Linked DNA regions of Homo sapiens: region 2 is linked to region 1. Evidence: chromatin loops called from intact Hi-C (ENCODE). Cell type or tissue: endothelial cell of umbilical vein. All regions are shown on one strand. Each heading gives the region's core, and the rest is flanking DNA. Links, peaks and the distances in the headings are about the cores only.

Region 1 (8,338 bases), core at 205-8,204:
GAAGAGCCCTGGGCTGGAAGTTAGGAGGCCGGAGTGCTAGTCCCATTCCCGCCTGCCAGAGCCATCCTCTCCCTGGGCTACAGTGTTCTCCATCTGCAGAAATGATGAGGCAGGATGCGTCAAGTGGGGAAGGCAGTTGGTTCTACCAGAATCATGGTTTTCAAACTTTTGCAGTTTGGAACACTTTCTTTAAACAAAATCTAACAGGGCAACTCAACGTGTAAGGTGGCAGATGAAAATAGAGCTGCTCTCAACCCATTCCCCTCCCCAGAGGTTCCCCTAGAACCTCCATGGTAGCCCAGAGCCCCTTTTAAAGACCACTGGGTTAGAGCTGTGGGCTTCCAACTTGAGTGTGCACCAGCATCACCTGGAGGGTTTGTAAGAATAGATTGCTGGGCCCACCCCTAAAGTTTCTGACTGTGTATATGGGATGGAACTGAGAATTTGCATTTCTAACAAGCACCCAGGTGATGCTGATGTTGCTGGTCCAGGGACCACAATTTGAGAACTACTAGGTTACATTCTACCCAAGGGCCTTCCTGTGATTCATGTCCAGTCATTCAATATTTACATTAATCCACTTCAGATAGATTTTCTGTGATATTAAAGCATAGGAGAACACCTGGTATTGTCCCTGGCACATAGCAGGCACTCGGTCAAAGCTGGTAGGGTCCGTTCTAAATGCTCTGCCTAGAAGTCTGTTTAGGTGTACAATCATGTTAGCCACTGGTCAAGGGATTCACAGAAGCAGAAGCTTTACTTTTAATAAGTTTACAGTCTGCCATGGCCCCTCCACCCACCAGGAAATAACACCCCCACTAATTCCATCATTAGAAGTTACTCCATGTTAAACATTATCCTTTCCAGATATTCTCTTTTTTTCCAGGTAAACCCCCTGGGAAGGGGTAGTTGTTCAGTCCCTGACCCCTCAGCATTTCTTAGATGTTTTCCCCATGTGAAGGGGACATAGCTTCGATCCTCTAGGAGTTCTTCCAGGGCAAGGACCTTACCTGTATCATTCTCCCCCACATACCCCACGGCTCCTAGCCCAGTGTCTGGTACAGAGTGGACACTCAGTACAAGTTTGCAGAATAGAATAAAGGAAGCATGGGACCCCCAACTTGACCCAGCCCACGTGAGCCACCAGCACCCCCATCATGGCCAAGGCTGCTAACTGGGGAACTTTGGAGGGTACATGGGGAGGGCAGGTCTCCAGCCACACGCACCTGGGATTGCTGCCCGGGAGGTTTTGCAAACTGGCTCCAGGAATGTTCGGGGCCTCCCATTCCCCACATCCTCCTTTTCAGCCTCACCACGTTCTTAAACAAATTGGCACTGACCCTGGTGACAGACTTGATCATTTCCCTTTGCTTCGTGATTGTGTTAAGTGACTGCCAAAGGCCTGTTCCTGAATAGTCAGCACATTCCTCAGGACGGTGAGTGGGAGCCCATCTGCTCCTGGAGCGCTTCCTTTCCTTTATTGTGCTATTTTGGCCTCAATTTCCCATTTGGACAGGAGCATCTTCCAGCCGGTGGGGAAAGGGAGAGGGTGGAGAGGGGCGCCACAGCCTTCCTTCATTTCTCACTCATATCCCTGGTTTCTCTGGAAATAAATCAACAAATATTATACTACGTGCCTGGCGCTGCTCTTAGCTCTCCACATGTGTCCATGGAGCTAATCCTTACAACACCCACTATGAGGAAGGCACAAATATTACCCCCATTTTCCAGATGAGGGAACAGAGACTGAGAGAGGCCAAGTGACTTGCCCAAGGTCGCACAATATGTGATAGAGCTGGGATTTGAACCTAGACAGGTCTGGCTCTGGAGACTGAGTTCTCACCCATTGGCTCTACCAAGGGTGTGGATTCTTGAGGCTGTGGATCTGGGCCCAATGGTATCTGAGGCCATGGCCCTTTCCCTCTTCACTGTGTGTCAGCAGGTTCTAAAGTCACTTAGATTGAACACAGAATTCCAGCCCGGCGCGGTGGCTCACATCTATAATCCCAGCACTTTGGGAAGTTGAAGTGGGAGGATCACTTGAGACCAGGAGTTCAAGACCAGCCTGAGCAACATAGCAAGACCCCATTATTACAAAAAAAATTTTAAACCGGCCAGGTGTGGTGGCGTGTGCCTGTAGTCTCATCTACTCGGCAGGCTGAGGTGAGAGGATGGCTTGAGCCCAACACTCCAGGCTGGACAACAGAGCAAGACCCTGTCTCTTAAAAATTTTTGAAAGAAAACAGAATTCCTTGCAGATCAGAAAAGGTTATCTTCATACCTTGCCACTGACCCACTCGTTTAATGCAACATTTGAACTCACAGATGCTACACCAATGTGGACTCTACCTTTGGGTTATAAAGGGCTGATATAGTAATGCTAAACAGCTCATTGTGTGCTCTTCTCCATGTACCTTGCCTCATTTATGTCTCACATCAACTCTAAAGTAGGTTGTAGGGAGAAGCTGAGGCTCAAAGATCCCCCAGCCAACCACAGACCCAGCATGTGGGCAATTCATTACTACACTAGATGTTAAACAGCCAGGTAGCTTTTGCTAGGTGTCAGGTGTTGTCTAAACACTCTCCCTCATTGATTCATTCAAGCCTCATAACAATCCCATGAAGTAGGTACTATTATTATCCCTGTCTCTATTTCGCAGATGAGGAAGCCGAGGCACAGAGAGGTCAAGTAACTTGCCTGAGGTCACACAGCCAGAAAGTGGGAGATCTGGGATTTGAACCAAGTCTGTCAGCTTAGACTGTGGGGTTCCTAGTGTATGCTCTTAACCACTGCACTGTGCTACCTCTTGGCACTGAGGCCACCTCTGGGCACTTGAGGTACCATGATACCATAACCCCCTCCATCTCTTCTCCTTGTCTTCCTGCTATTCCAAATTGACTTGGTATTTCCAATAACCATAATTCTCAGAGGTTCTGGAGTTCAAATTACAGCACTGCACTCACTAGCAGGGTGACCTCTGTTTCTTTCTGTACCCCAGTTTCCTAATCTGTAAAGTGGGAGTAATATGGTAATGAGCCCATAGGGTGGTTGTGAGCATGTAGGTCAGGCACAGTGGATTCCGCCATCACCACCACCACCTCCGGTTGCATCTTCTCCAGCCCAGCCCCAGCATCCTGAAGGGGGAAATGGTGCTTCACGCCCTTTCACTTATCAGTCTCACCCTCCGTGTCTGTCTCTTCCTGTCTCAAATGAAAAGCAGCCTTCAGTTAAGATTCCCTAGCCTTTTGAAAACTTGGTGATTACAATTCCTCCCAGGAGGTCAAAGAAACCTATTTCCCTAGCATTCTAAGCAGGAATTCTATTGTCATTTGTTAACTCAAACATGGCCAAGGTGGCCCAGCCCATCTCCTTTCGTCCACACCCATAGGAGACATAGAGAATAGATAACTTGACTGGAACAGATCCCACCAGCACCCCATGGCCAGAGTCCCTGAGAAAGAAATTCACAGCAAGGAAATGCACCAATTGCAAATAATTATTTGGAATCTGATGATTCCTTGCAACGTCAGTGACTGCGAGTGAGCCTCTCCCTCTTGCCGTCTTTACAGAAAATGTTGAGGTACTAGACAGGGAATATAAATTTTCCAGTATCTTTCCCTATGTTCCTAAGTGTCCCTGTCCTATAATTCCAGTCTTGCCTCGTTGCTACTGGTGTCTTATGTCCTCAGCTCAGTGGGGTAGAGCATAGCGCTACCTATAAGCAGGCAGTTAGGATTAGAAAATAAAGTCCCCTTCACTTAGCTCTTCATCCACAAAGCAAGCTCTAACCCTGGCCACTGACTGAGCACTAACCCCAGCCTAGAATGTTCCCTAAACCTGTTCAGAGAATGAGCCTAAACCTTGGTAATGGGCTGCCCTTAGTCTCATTCACAGACTGAGTATATAATTGCAGAGTGAAGAAACTCCAACCTGGAGAGGTAAAGCAACTTGGCCAGCATCACACAGAACCAATTCTCTGTCCCAGCCATATATTGACCCTGAATTTTAGCCACTAAGAACAAGATTTTAAGCGTGTGGGTGTATCAGTGCAAGTGACCTCTACTAGTAAGATTCCAACTCAGACAGGTGAGTGGGCACCACATCTTTGTCTCTGAGGGAGATGCCACTGTTCCAGTCTTCACGGAGTACTGGGGTTATTAAAAAGAATTCTTGCCTAGGGAGAGTGATTTGTATGATGAAAGAAATCAATAAATTGCTGTTGAATGCAGTCCAACCTCACTTATTCAAACTAATTGGAGGTAGCCTTTCAAATTAGTGAACCATCTGTATTGTAGGTTACTTGTAAAGTAATGAAGCTTTATTGTTTTGAATAATTCACAGTAGCTCCAAGTAAGCTAACAAGTTGTAGCCTAATCGAGGTCTTAGGAGACTTGCCTTAATGAAATGAAAAGAATCCTCAGCATCAATCATTTGTATGCAAATGGTCCTACCAAGGAAATGATAAAGTTTGCTGCCTTGAAGTATAGAAACTCAGTGCACAGAGTCCATTTATTCAATTCATTTATGACTTTGTTGAGAGTGGACAAAGTCAAGACAGACAGGGCCCAAGCTATCCCCATTTGGTACTCATGGAGTGTCTTCTAATGAGGTTTTACTGTAAAAGGAAACAATTGGAGAGCAGCAGGTGCAATCCATCCACTGATAAAATAAAAGATGGTTTTGGAATACTGTCACTTCCTTTCATTTTTTTTTCCTAAGAAGACATTAGAAAAAAAAGTTACCAATGTAAGTCAAGTACCTCGGTGCTTTGTCAAAACCCGGAACAAACATTAAGGGGAAAAAAATCTGAAGGTCGAGGAAGGGAAATAAACAAGAAGAGTAAGTAAAGCATGAATCATCCATTACCACCTGATGGCTCCTTAAAAATAAAAATAAAACTATGGAAGGAAATAGAGTCCATGCCACAGTCAGGCATGTTGATAGGGAACCTGGCATGGACTCTTATTTCGCAGAAAGAACTGACCTTTGGCTTCTAATTTGGATTGCCTTTTCCTCAAGGCCTTGCAGAGCACAAGGTTAGACGATGCTCGCCTAGCACCGGTTCCCAATTCTTTCTTGGGCACTATAAGTGGAGCCAAGGAAACAATTTTATTTTCATGCATTTAATTTAATTACCCCACCTTGTTTCCCAAAGACTTTGAGGTGGTTAATGACAATGAAAAAATAATGACAAAATAAAAGCAGAGAATTAGGACCAGGGAAAATATTAATAGAAAGTTTTAAATCAAGAGTTAAAGACCTGAAAGGTCATATAAAGTTGCACTACAGGTTTCTAAAAAGAGGCACAGTTGGGATTCAAACCAGCTCAGTCCAATGGACCACCTTCGGAAGGAGCACAGGATCCCCAGATGGACCTATCTATAAGTGTGATCTTGGGCTAGATACACAACTTCCCTGAGCCAATTTCCTCATCTGAATGATGGACCTAATCAATATTGTCTATTTCACAAGCTGTTATGAGGACTCAACGAAATGGTTTCTTTAAGCCATTGAGCTCCACTGGCTAGCAGAGAACATGTGCTTAATAAATGGTAGCTATGAGAATGGATATGAAGTCTCCCATGATGCAATACAAAGAATTTGCCCATAATGGCATGTCATTTAATCTTCGCACCAGCTCAGGCCTTGGGCCCAGGATCACAGAGAAGGGAGAGCAGAGGAAGGAGGGAGTCCTTGGGGAGGCTTCCTACAGAAGGTGGTACCCCAGTCAGAGCTTCTGTAGGATAGGTAGGATATGAGGAGATGGAACTAAAGGTGAAGAATGAGCTGGAAGTGTATGAGGACAGTAAGAAAACCTACTAAAGCAGATGGCCAGGTAGGAAATGAGGTTATAGAGAAGAGGATAGGGCAGGATGGGCTCATGAACTTGCTTGAATCGGGCCAGATGGTGAAGGAATGTGGATGTCATTTGACAGGAAATGGGGAGTCATTGAAGGATTTTGAGCAGGTTGAGCAGGGGAAGGATGTGACATGTTTGAAGGGATGTTTTCAAAGGTGGAGTCTGTCTGCTGCTCTCTGCTGTGTGCAGGCTGTGGTGGGGGTTGGGAGAAACAGGGACTGGCAGACCAGCTGCAGTGATCCAAGGAAGGGACATGATAAGAGCTCAAGCTAAGGCAACGGTGACGGAGAAGATGGGCGGTTCCCAATTTCAGTTAGAGGCACCTGAGAGGGATGATTTGACTTTCTTTCTAGACTCAAAATTCCATGAGGACAGGGACCATGCTCTCCTGGTTCATCACTGTACCCCTAGGACCTAGCAAAGTGCTTGGCACATAGCAGGCGCCCAGCAAGTGTTTTATGAATGAATGAATAAATGAATGAATGCCTCTATGCAGACAGACACTGAATAAGAATGGTTGCTTGCTCAATAACAAGCAATAGTACAAGGAAAACAAAATAGAGAATTTTTTTAAAGAAAACATTACTTTAACTGACTTTCTTTCACCATCCCTGGACTACAGTAACAATGTGGTATAGGAATGCAACTCAGGAGAAATCTAGAGCTGACTGGGAAAGAAGCCCTTTAAAGCAGAACCTGTATCAGCAGTGACGCTCTATAGGAAGCATGCCAACCATATGTCCCCTGGACAGTTCGCACAGTGTAGAAACATCACAATGCAGGTAAATTATAGATAGGAGAAGAAAAATGGCAGTATTTACCTCACAAAAGGATTAACTGAGCTTCCATTTAAAGTAGCAAACTGCCTTTCTAGTGTACTTAATTTGAGACCAGGACTTGACGTACTGAAACTGGGTTCCATCCAAGACAATATAGAGTAATTGTCTATACTGGTAAGAGCCTTGATTTGGGAGTACAGAAACCTAACCTTTGACCTAGGCAAGTAGCAGAATGTGGTGGTTACATTCACAGGCCGTGGAATTGTGCTGCCTGGATTTGCATCCTGGTGCAACACTGACTGGCTGTTTGGCCTTGGGCAAGTGGCTTAGCCTTTCTGTGCTTCAGTTTCTTCTTCTGTAAAATGTGATGATACAACACCTGATCCTGGTTCATGAGGTTATTGTGAGGATTAAGTGAGGTAATGCATGGAATGTGTTCAGCAATACCTAGAACGTTTCAGTAAATATTGGCTTTCACTCTTAATCCTAACTATATGACCTTAGGCAAGTCACTTCCCCTCTCTGGGCCTTGGTTTCCTCATGAGCCTGAAGCTTCTTTTATTCATACCTTAGGGATGTGGCCCCTACCTGTACTACAAACTCATCATCTATCACACATAAAAGCATCTCCACCCTCTGGGGTCCCCAGTTGATAACTCTGCCCATAGAAGGACCATTGGGATTCCTAGAAATGAGCAAAGGCCCAAATAGACAAGACTAGGATAGATTCACTTTTCTTAGTATACTTTGTAAAAGTTCCAACTCACTCACTCAGCTCCCACTTCTAAATCTTAGCCTCCTCTTTTCCTCCCAAGCAGCCTTACTTCCTTAATCATCTTCATCCCAGGCCCTAAGGGAAAGGATGCTCAAGAGCACTGCTATCCTCTGGACAGCTCCTCTAGCCAAACCCCCATTTGGATCCCAAGTTTTTCCTTTAGGTTTCTCCTCCCCAACCCCAACTCCAACCCAGGGAACTGCAATCGCACCAACCTCTGCTGCCCTCTGCTGTCTAGTTCCAGATGTGCTGGCTCCAGTTGGGCCAGTTATGTCAGCTTCCAAGGACCTGTCAGTTTTTCCAGGCCCTAGCTGCCACTGTGACCTCAGGAATACAACTCAGATGCCCTCTGCAATATCTGTGCTCTCCCTTAATCTGGACAAATGCACAGTCTTTCCTATTCAGACTCGACAGCCAAGCCACATCTGGTGTAGTCCATGAGTTCAGAACTGTTATTTTCAGCAAAGAAAGGAAGCTGCTAGAGCCATCCATACTCTCATCTAAGCCCCCTTCTCAAACATTCTGCAATCATTTATTACGCATTTGCTGTGTGCCAGGCACTGTGCAAAATGCTGAGGATGCATTCTTATTGAATCCTGGCATCAACCTTCCCAGTAGGTAAAATTATTATTATTACTTCCATTTTAAAGATGAAGAATCTGAGACTCAGAAAAGTGAATGTCTTACGCAAGGTCACAGAGCCAATGAATGGCAGAGATGGGGCACAAAAACAGATCTACCTAGCCCCAAAGCTGGTGTTCTTAACCACTGGCCATAGTGTGGAGGGTAGCTTGGAGGGGAAGAGAGTGAAAGCAGACTAATCATTTAGGATCTATGGCAATAGTCCAGGGCAGAAAGCAGAGGAAGTGATGATCTTTAGATACATGTAGGAGGTAGACTTGACAAGACATGGTGTCAAGGCA
Region 2 (8,338 bases), core at 254-8,253, 100 kb before region 1:
TCCCCAGTGAATCTCTCCTGATCCACCCCAGTGGAAATGTTCTCTCCCTCCTCTAACTTTCCATAGCCTTTTAACCAGATCTCTCCTGGGGAGCTACATGCCTGGTATCATAACAATGTATGCACATGTATCTGCTACCCGAGGGTTGGGACTCTTCCATAACTTCCAAAGGGCCTTACACCCAGTAGTTGCTCAACAGATCCTGGGAGAAGGATTGAATGGAGTTGAAAGGGTGATAACACGACCCAGGAGGAGAGCACAGCTGCTTGTTAAGCCTGGCTGGCCTCCCCACCAGAAAGTGAGGGACTTGACTCTTCGCCAGCGAGTTATGTGTGTCACAGTTGGTACTGGCTCATATAGATCTGTCACTCCTCCCTTATCAGGCCTTCCTGGTGAGCACTGGCAAGGCTTGGGGCAAAGTCAACAGGGAACACAGTGAAGGGATATGCCAAGCAGCAATGTTGTCCCCTGATGGTAACCATGAGGCATCCTGGACCAGATCTGGGCTGCTTTATGCCCACCTGAATCCCAGGATTCTGGCTCTACAGTAGAGCCAGATCAATCTTGAACTAAGAGCCAAAGCCTACACATTCCCTTCCCTCAAAATGCAACCCGCTGGTCCCCTTCTCATATGACTTACCCAGTTGCTGCTGAACTTGGGCCTCCAGATGCTGCCCGCTTGCTTTCCCTTCTTTCCTTCCTGGCCAAAGATTCTAGACATAGCCAGCACTGCCTTGAGTCAGATCCATCATCCATTGAGGCAGGACTCAGCACCCCCACATACCTTTAACTACTCTATTATCTGATTTCTGTTCTTTGCTGGTGCTACTTCTTGCTGAAATGACTTCTCTGTGTGCTGCAAGTGACCATGACTTTTTTGTATACATCATAGCACATAGCATGGAGGTAGATGTTGGCTTTGCCTGTAGTAGAAGCTTCCTTAATTCTTTTTGGTTGAATCAAGGGTTGGGAGATGGGAAATAAAGCTATAGTCATTCTGGTTATATTTTTCTTAACTTTTACGATTTTGATCATGCGAGTGGATCTCTGAGTCATCAGGGCCCTCTATGCCCCTTGAGATCTAAATGACATTGCTTTGAGCCCCCTTCTACCCCTGTGCCATGAACAGTGCAAGTCAAGACCCCAGCCCAAGATATTTTTGAATTTCTAAGTGAGTTACTATTTGCAAGGCACTTAGAAGAGTATCTGGTACATAGTAAGCACTCTGCCAAGCATTAGGAATTAATATTGAAATCCTTGAATGAACAGTTGCCTTAGAGCTTAGTGTTTGGCCAGTGAAGCTCAGCAAGGCCCTCTGGGAAATGGGCAGCATTGTCTGGGCTGGGTCTGGTCAGAGGGGCATGGCTACTTTTTCTTGATCCAGGCCTGGGGTGAGTGTTGCTACTGCACCCCTTAAAGTGCTGTGAGACCCATTGTCCTCCAGTGCTTAAAGACTGAGCTTGAAGTCACCTTCCTTTTCCCACTCTAAGCCACCTTCCCTTAGAGTGGAAGAAGAGGGAAGAGTTATATCCTCATGGCCTTCTTACCACCCACGTTCTGCAGCTCTGAGCTTGGTCTCTGCTTTCACACTGTTGACCAAAGCACCAGACCTAGACCCTTTCTCAGTTCCCACCAAGAAAATGTGAGTAGTGGAATCTACTAAAGATCTTTGGTGGGATGAAATCCTGGGAGGTGGATGTGGTCACCTCACACAGTGGACAGCCTTCCCACACCTCTCTGGCTCCTCTGTCCCCTTTTCTCCCTGCTCCTCTCTTTCCCTCCAGGGTTTCCGAAGTTGCTCCAAATTCTTCCCCTGCCCCCTGAGGCCTTGGCACCTATAAAGGGTATTAAATCAGGGATGGGTATCACTTTCTACTCTTCAGAGCTTATCTAAGTATTTTTTACCAACATAGGTAGTCTTGCCCTGTGCATTCTGGTGCCAGCCCTTAAGCAATATATGAGCAAGGCCCTTCCTGTCTCTGGACCTTAGTTTCATGATCTGTAAAATGGACTGGAATCACTAGACCAGCCCTGTCCAATAGATAATAATGCAATATGTAATTTTAAATTTTCTAGTAGCCACATTGAAAAAAATAAACTGAAGAACTTAGTTATTTTTATCCTTTAGAGTAGCCACGGGGAAGCCACTGAGGAATTTTTAAACAGTGTTATTGAGATACAATTTACATATAATAAGGTGTTCATATCTAAAGTGTACAATTTGACACGTTTCGATATATGTAGACCTCCCTGAAACCATCACCACAATCAAGAGGGTGAACCACATGCAACATTCCCGGAAGATTCCTCGTGTCCCTTTGTAATTATGTATATTTAATAGTATATTTTTAATTTAATTTGGTATATCCAAAATATTATCATTTTAACATGTAATCAATATAAAATATTAGTGAGATCTTTTACATTCTTTTTTTTTTTTCATAGAAAGTCTTCAGATTCCATTGTGTGTTTTACCCTTGGAGAACATTCTGTTTTGTGGTAGCCACGTTTCAAGTGCTCCATAGCCACATGTGGCTCATGGTGACGGTTCTGGACAGCAAGGTCCATGTGATCTGTAAGCACCTTTCCCTCTCTCATGTTGAAGGCCTCCATGTGTCTATATTTCCTGACGTGTGTTCTTATCATTGATTACTACTGCTGTTGCTGCTGTGTGCACAGCCCAGGAGGTGGCCTTGCTGCCTGCCATCTGGTGGGGACCCATAGTCCCCACCACCCCACCTCGGCTGGGGCAATTGCAGGAAAACCACTTGTTGGAAACCCTCTTATACCATCGAATTCCAGAGTAGGCTCTGGATGGGGCCATCTCTGTTAACAACAGAGTTGAGGTAGATCAATTGTAAGGTGTGTTACTAATAAAAAGTATCAAAGTTTGCAAAGAAGTGACTTTGCATCATAAAAGAGGTTAGATTCAAGATTATTCTTATTACAAATAAGGGAGGCGTTATCCCTAGAATAAAGTCACTTTCCCTCTGACCCATATTCTTAAATGGGAGAACAAAGGGGGCAGAGGATGCTATTGCTTCTATGCTGGGAACCTTAGCCTGTCTTCCCTGTGCTAAAATCTTGAGCGACGTGAAGGTTCACTAAGGGAGTGGCCATGATTACTACAAATTTGGAGGACAGGTTATTATCACAACCTATGTCAATGGGAGCATGCTTAGAGGGCGCTGCACTGCAAAAAATATGGAGGAAACATGTAACAGGGGACTAAGGTGAGACAGATTCTCCAGACAGAGAGGCCTCAATTTGCCTGGGGCCTGGTGCTATTCGCTGAAGCACCTATAGAAGACTTGGAGGCTAAGCAATGCCCAGTTAGCCCGCCCTGGTGTGGGCCCAGTGAAACAGCAAGAGGGTAAGTACACCTTCCAGGCCCAGATGCCCTCAGGACCAGCCCTACTTTTGGCAAAGGAAGCATAAGCCTGGGTTCAGGCAGGGAAAGAGCTACAGACAGTTGTCTTTGGCTGGCACAGTAGTTCACATCTATAATCTCACCAATTTGGAAGGTTGAGTCAGGAAGATTACTTGAGACCAGGAGTTCAAGACCAGCCTGGGCAACATAGAAAGACCCCCATCTCTACAAAAAATAAATCAGCCGGGTGTGGTGACACCGGCCTGTAGTCCCAGCTACTCAGGAGGCTGAGGCAGGAGGATTGCTTGAACCAGGAGGTCGAGGCTGCAGTGAGCCATGATCGCACTACTGCATTCCATTCTGGGTGACAGAGAGAGACCCTGTCTGTAAAAACAAAAACAGAAAAAAAGACAATGGCCTTAATCTCCCCCTGCTTTCCCTAGGCCTAAAAGGTACCCTGCCTTTTAGGCAGGGTGAATCGGGTGGGGGCTGCCTGCCTTCCTCAGAGAGAGGGAAGGAAGCAAGGAGTAGGGGGTCTGACTGGGGCCCTACAGCTCCCAACCTCAAGACCTGCCTTTTGAGGCCATAGAGAAGCTGCAGCTTTGCTTTTGCAGCTGCAGCGGCAGTGAAGAAAGCAGGAGGGCATCCTGAGGCGGGAAATGCCTGTCAGTGTCATCCCCAGCTGCTTCCGGCTTCCTCCTTCAAGGATTCCAGGGGCTCCTCTGTAACCTTGCCAACCCCTCTCCCCTGCCCCAGGTTCTGGCAGGCAGCTGTGCGCCCCCCCTCAGGGCCCACGTCACAAGTCCTCAGAGGGGCTGTCAACTCCCCATTGTTCTCGGGGCTTCTGGGGCTTCTCCGGCATTCCTTTGGCTCATGAGGGGAAATGCCTGAAGCTTCGTCTTCACCTCTTCAGATGCTTGACCTAATAGTCACCCGGCCCTCCTGGCCCCTCAAGGGATGCTGTGGTGCGTGGGAGAATCTGGCTAGGCTAGCACTACAAGTACACTTACCTCAGGTCAAAGATGAAATCTGAGGGGGTACCTAGGCCTCTGTGTCTTGAACTCACCTTGAAGGCCCCAGCCAAGTATTTCCCCCTCTCCCTCCTGAGTATTGCACACAGCTACCCGCAGAGTTACATAAACACAGCCATACTCCTCCATTCCAAATTCTACCCATTCCACACAGTTCTGTACATGCTCTCACATGCACACTCCCACCCAACCCATCTTTCCAGGGGAGCCATCAGGTGTGTCAGGGCCAGAAGCTACTTTTGCTGTGGGTACAGGACTGACATTCTTCCAGGAAGCCTCCCCTGACTGACAGGCAAAACTTCCTGGGTAGAAGCTGACCCCAGTCCCCATCTACTATTTAAAATATGGTGGGTAGGGAAGGTTTTACTGGAGAAGGTGATGTTTAAAGCAAATACTAAAGGATGTGAAGGAGTAAACAATGCTGATATTCAAAAGAAGGACATTCAGGGCCAAGGGAGAAACAAATGCAAAGGCCCTGAGGTAGGAATGTGCCTAGTGTGAATAAAGAATAACAAGGAGGCCAGTGTGGGGTGGAGGGCTCGAAGGAGGAGGAGTAGGAGGTGAGGCTGGGGAAGTGATGGAGACCAGATCCTGTGGGGCCTCATTTGCCTTTGTAATAAGAGAGATGGGAGGGAGTTACCAGAGGGTTCTGAGCACAGGTCTGATATGATCTGACTTAGATTGTAAGTGATTATTCCAGATGTTGTGTTGAGAATAGACTGTAGGGGGACAAGGGTGGAAACAGGGAGATTGGTTGCAATAATTTCTTGATCTCTGGCAATAATCCATGTGAAAGGTGATGGTGTCTTAGGCCGTGGTGGTAATGGTGGATGTGGTGATACGTGAGCAGAATATAGATATATTCTGAAGGTAGATGGATTTGTCAATGGATTAGATGGAGGCGGGATGTAAAGAGAACAATCAAAGATGACTCAAAATGTTTCTGCCTGACAAGAGAAAGGCATAAAAGTCATCCAAATAAAAAAGAGGACATCGGGCCAGGCGCAATGGCTCACGCTTGTAATCCCAGCACTTTGGGAGGCCAAGGTGGGTGGATCACGAGGTCAGGAGATAGAGACCATCCTGGCTAACACGATGAAACCCCGTCTCCACTAAAAAATACAAAAAAATTAGCCAGTCGTGGTGGTGGGCACCTGTAGTCCCAGCTACTCTGGAGGCTGAGGCAGGAGAATGGCGGGAACCCAGGAGGCGGAGCTTGCAGTGAGCTGAGATCACGCCACTGCACTCCAGCCTGGCTGACAGAGTGAGACTCTGTCTCAAAACAAAAAAAGAACATCGAATTATCTCTATTCATTGACAATATGACTCTACACCTAGAAAATTCTAAAGATTTCACCTAAAGACTGCTAGATCTGATAAACAACCTCAGTAAAGTTTTAGGATACAAACCAATGTACAAAAATCAGTAACATTTCTATATGTCAATAACATTCAAGCTGAGAACCAAATGGAGAACACAACCCCATTTATAATAGCCAAAAAAAGAATAAAATACCTAGGAACACAGCTAACCAAAGAGGTGAAAGGTGTCTACAAGGAGAACTACAAAACACTGCTCAATGAAATCAGAGAAGACACAAACAAATGAAAAAAACATTCCATGCTGATGGATTGAAAGAACCAATATTGTGAAAACGACCATACTGCCCAAAGCAATCTACAAATTCAATGCAATTCCTATCAAAATGCCAACATCATTTTTCAAATAATTAGAAAAAATAATCTTAAAATTCATATGTGTATTAGCCTGTTCTCACTCTGCTAATGAAGACATACCCAAAACTGGGTAATTTATAAAGAAAAAGAGGTTTAATGGACTTACAGTTCCACATGACTGGGGAGGCCTCACAGTCATGGTCGAAGGTGAAGGAGGAGCAAAGGAATGTTTCACATGGTGGCAGGCAAGAGAGAGCGTGTGTAGGGAAACTCACCGTTATAAAACCATCAGATATTATAAAACTTACTATCATGAGAACAGCATGGGAAAAACCCGCCCCCATGATTAAATTACCTCCCACCAGGTCCCTCCCATGACATGTGGGGATTATGGGAACTAAAATTGAAGATGAGATTTGGGTGGGAACACAGCCAAACCGTATCAATATGGAATCAAAAAACGGCCAGAATAACCAAAGCAATCCTGGGCAAAAAGAACAAAGCCAGAGGCGTCACATTACCTGACATCAAATTATACTACAAGGGCACAGTAACCAAAAGAGCATGGTGCTGGTACAAAAATAAATACAGACACATAGACCAATGGAACAGAATAGAGACCCCTGAAATAAAACTGTACACCTACAACCAACTGATCTTCAGCAAAGTGGACAAAAATAAACAATGGGGAATACCCAATAGGACACCCTACTCAATAAATGCTGCTGGGAAAACTGGCTAACCATATGCAGAAGAATGAAATTCAACCTCTACCTGTTACCGCATACAAAAATTAACACAAGGTGGAATAAAGACTTAAATGTAAGACCATAAACTATAAAAATCCTAGAATCAAACTTAAGAAATACTCTTCTGGCCATTGGCCAAGGTAAATAATTTATAACTAAGTCCTCAAAAGCAAATGCAACAAAACCAAAAATTGACAAGTAGGACCTGATTAAACTAAACAGCTTCTACACATCAAAAGAAGCCATCAACAGAGTAAACAGACAACCCACAGAATGGGAGAAAATAGAGGCAAACTATGCAAACAACAAAGGACTAATTAATATCTGGAATCTATTAGGAACTTAAACTCATCAACAAGGAAAAAAACAAACAACCCCATTAAAAACTAGACAAAGGACATAAACAGACACTTCTCAAAAGAAGACATATGAGTGGCCAACAAACATATGAAAAAATGCTCAACATCGCTAATCAGAGAAATGCAAATCAAAACCACAATGAGATACCATCTCACACCAGTCAGACTGGTTCCTATTAAAAAGTCAAAAATAACAGATGTTGGCGAGGTTGCAGAGAGAAAAAAAACACTCATACACTGTTGGTGGGATTGTAAATTAGCTCAGCTCCTGTAGAAAGAAGTTTGGAGATTTCTCAAATAACTGAAAATAGAATTACAACTTGACCCAGCAATCCCATTACTGGGTATGTATCCAAAAGAAAATAAATCGTTCTACCAAAAAGACACATGCACTCGCATGTTCATCGCAGCACTGTTCACAACAGCAAAGACATGGAATCACATCAGCCTTGGTGCCCATCAGTGTGACTGGACAAAGAAAATGTGGTATATGTACACCATAGAGTACTATGTAGCCATAAAATAAATGAAATTGTGTCCTTTGCAGCAACATGGATGCAGCTAGAGGCCATTATCCTGAGTGAATTAACACAAACAGAAAACCGAATACCACATGTTCTCACTTATAAACAGCAGCTAAATATTGGGTAAACACAGATATAAGGATGGGAGCAATAGACACTGGGGACTCCAAAAGGTGGGAGGGAAGGAGGAGGGCAAGGGTTGAAAAACTACCTACCAGGTGCTATGTTCACCGTTTGGGTGATGGAATCAATAGAAGCCCAAACTTCAGCATCACACAATATATCCATGTAACAAATCTGCACATATATCCCCTGAATCTAATGTTTTCTAAAAAAAGGTTTCTGCCTCAGCCACATGGGAATTGTCATGTACTGCCATTTACTTCAAAGGGACCAGGTATGCAGGAGGAGAGGATCAGGCAATCAGTGCTGGTCACATTATGTTTGAGAAGCCTATTGGACATCCAAAGGGAGATGATGGATAGGCAGTTTAGTACATGAGTCTGGAGCTCAAGGGAGATGCCTATAACTTTCCTATTTTGTTGTTGTTATTGTTTGTTTGTTTGTTTTGTTTTGAGACAGAGTCTCGCTCTGTTGCCAGACTGGAGTGCAGTACCACAATCTCAGC

Evidence for each region. Peaks named below come from ENCODE experiments on the same cell type or tissue, not always from the same donor. Only the 100,000 strongest peaks of a DNase experiment are listed, where the experiment ranks them.
Region 2: it touches region 1 in a loop (7-fold over the local background); 91 of 110 quality-filtered maps call a loop at or near these places.

The regions. Positions count from the first base shown.
Region 1 is chrX:129,718,917-129,727,254 of GRCh38, forward strand. All of the region lies in intron 1 of LOC124905214 (a long non-coding RNA gene), which reads left to right. Among named protein-coding and RNA genes, the nearest start is that of XPNPEP2, 16 kb to the right of the region's middle. In endothelial cell of umbilical vein, for the core only: a CTCF peak has its summit at 7,650 (motif pointing left); DNase peaks (open chromatin) are centred at 1,465 and 7,635; H3K27ac peaks cover 4,366 bases.
Region 2 is chrX:129,618,862-129,627,199 of GRCh38, forward strand. No RefSeq gene overlaps it. Among named protein-coding and RNA genes, the nearest start is that of APLN, 32 kb to the right of the region's middle. In endothelial cell of umbilical vein, for the core only: no CTCF peak of the experiment used is centred there; a DNase peak (open chromatin) is centred at 4,160; H3K27ac peaks cover 2,302 bases.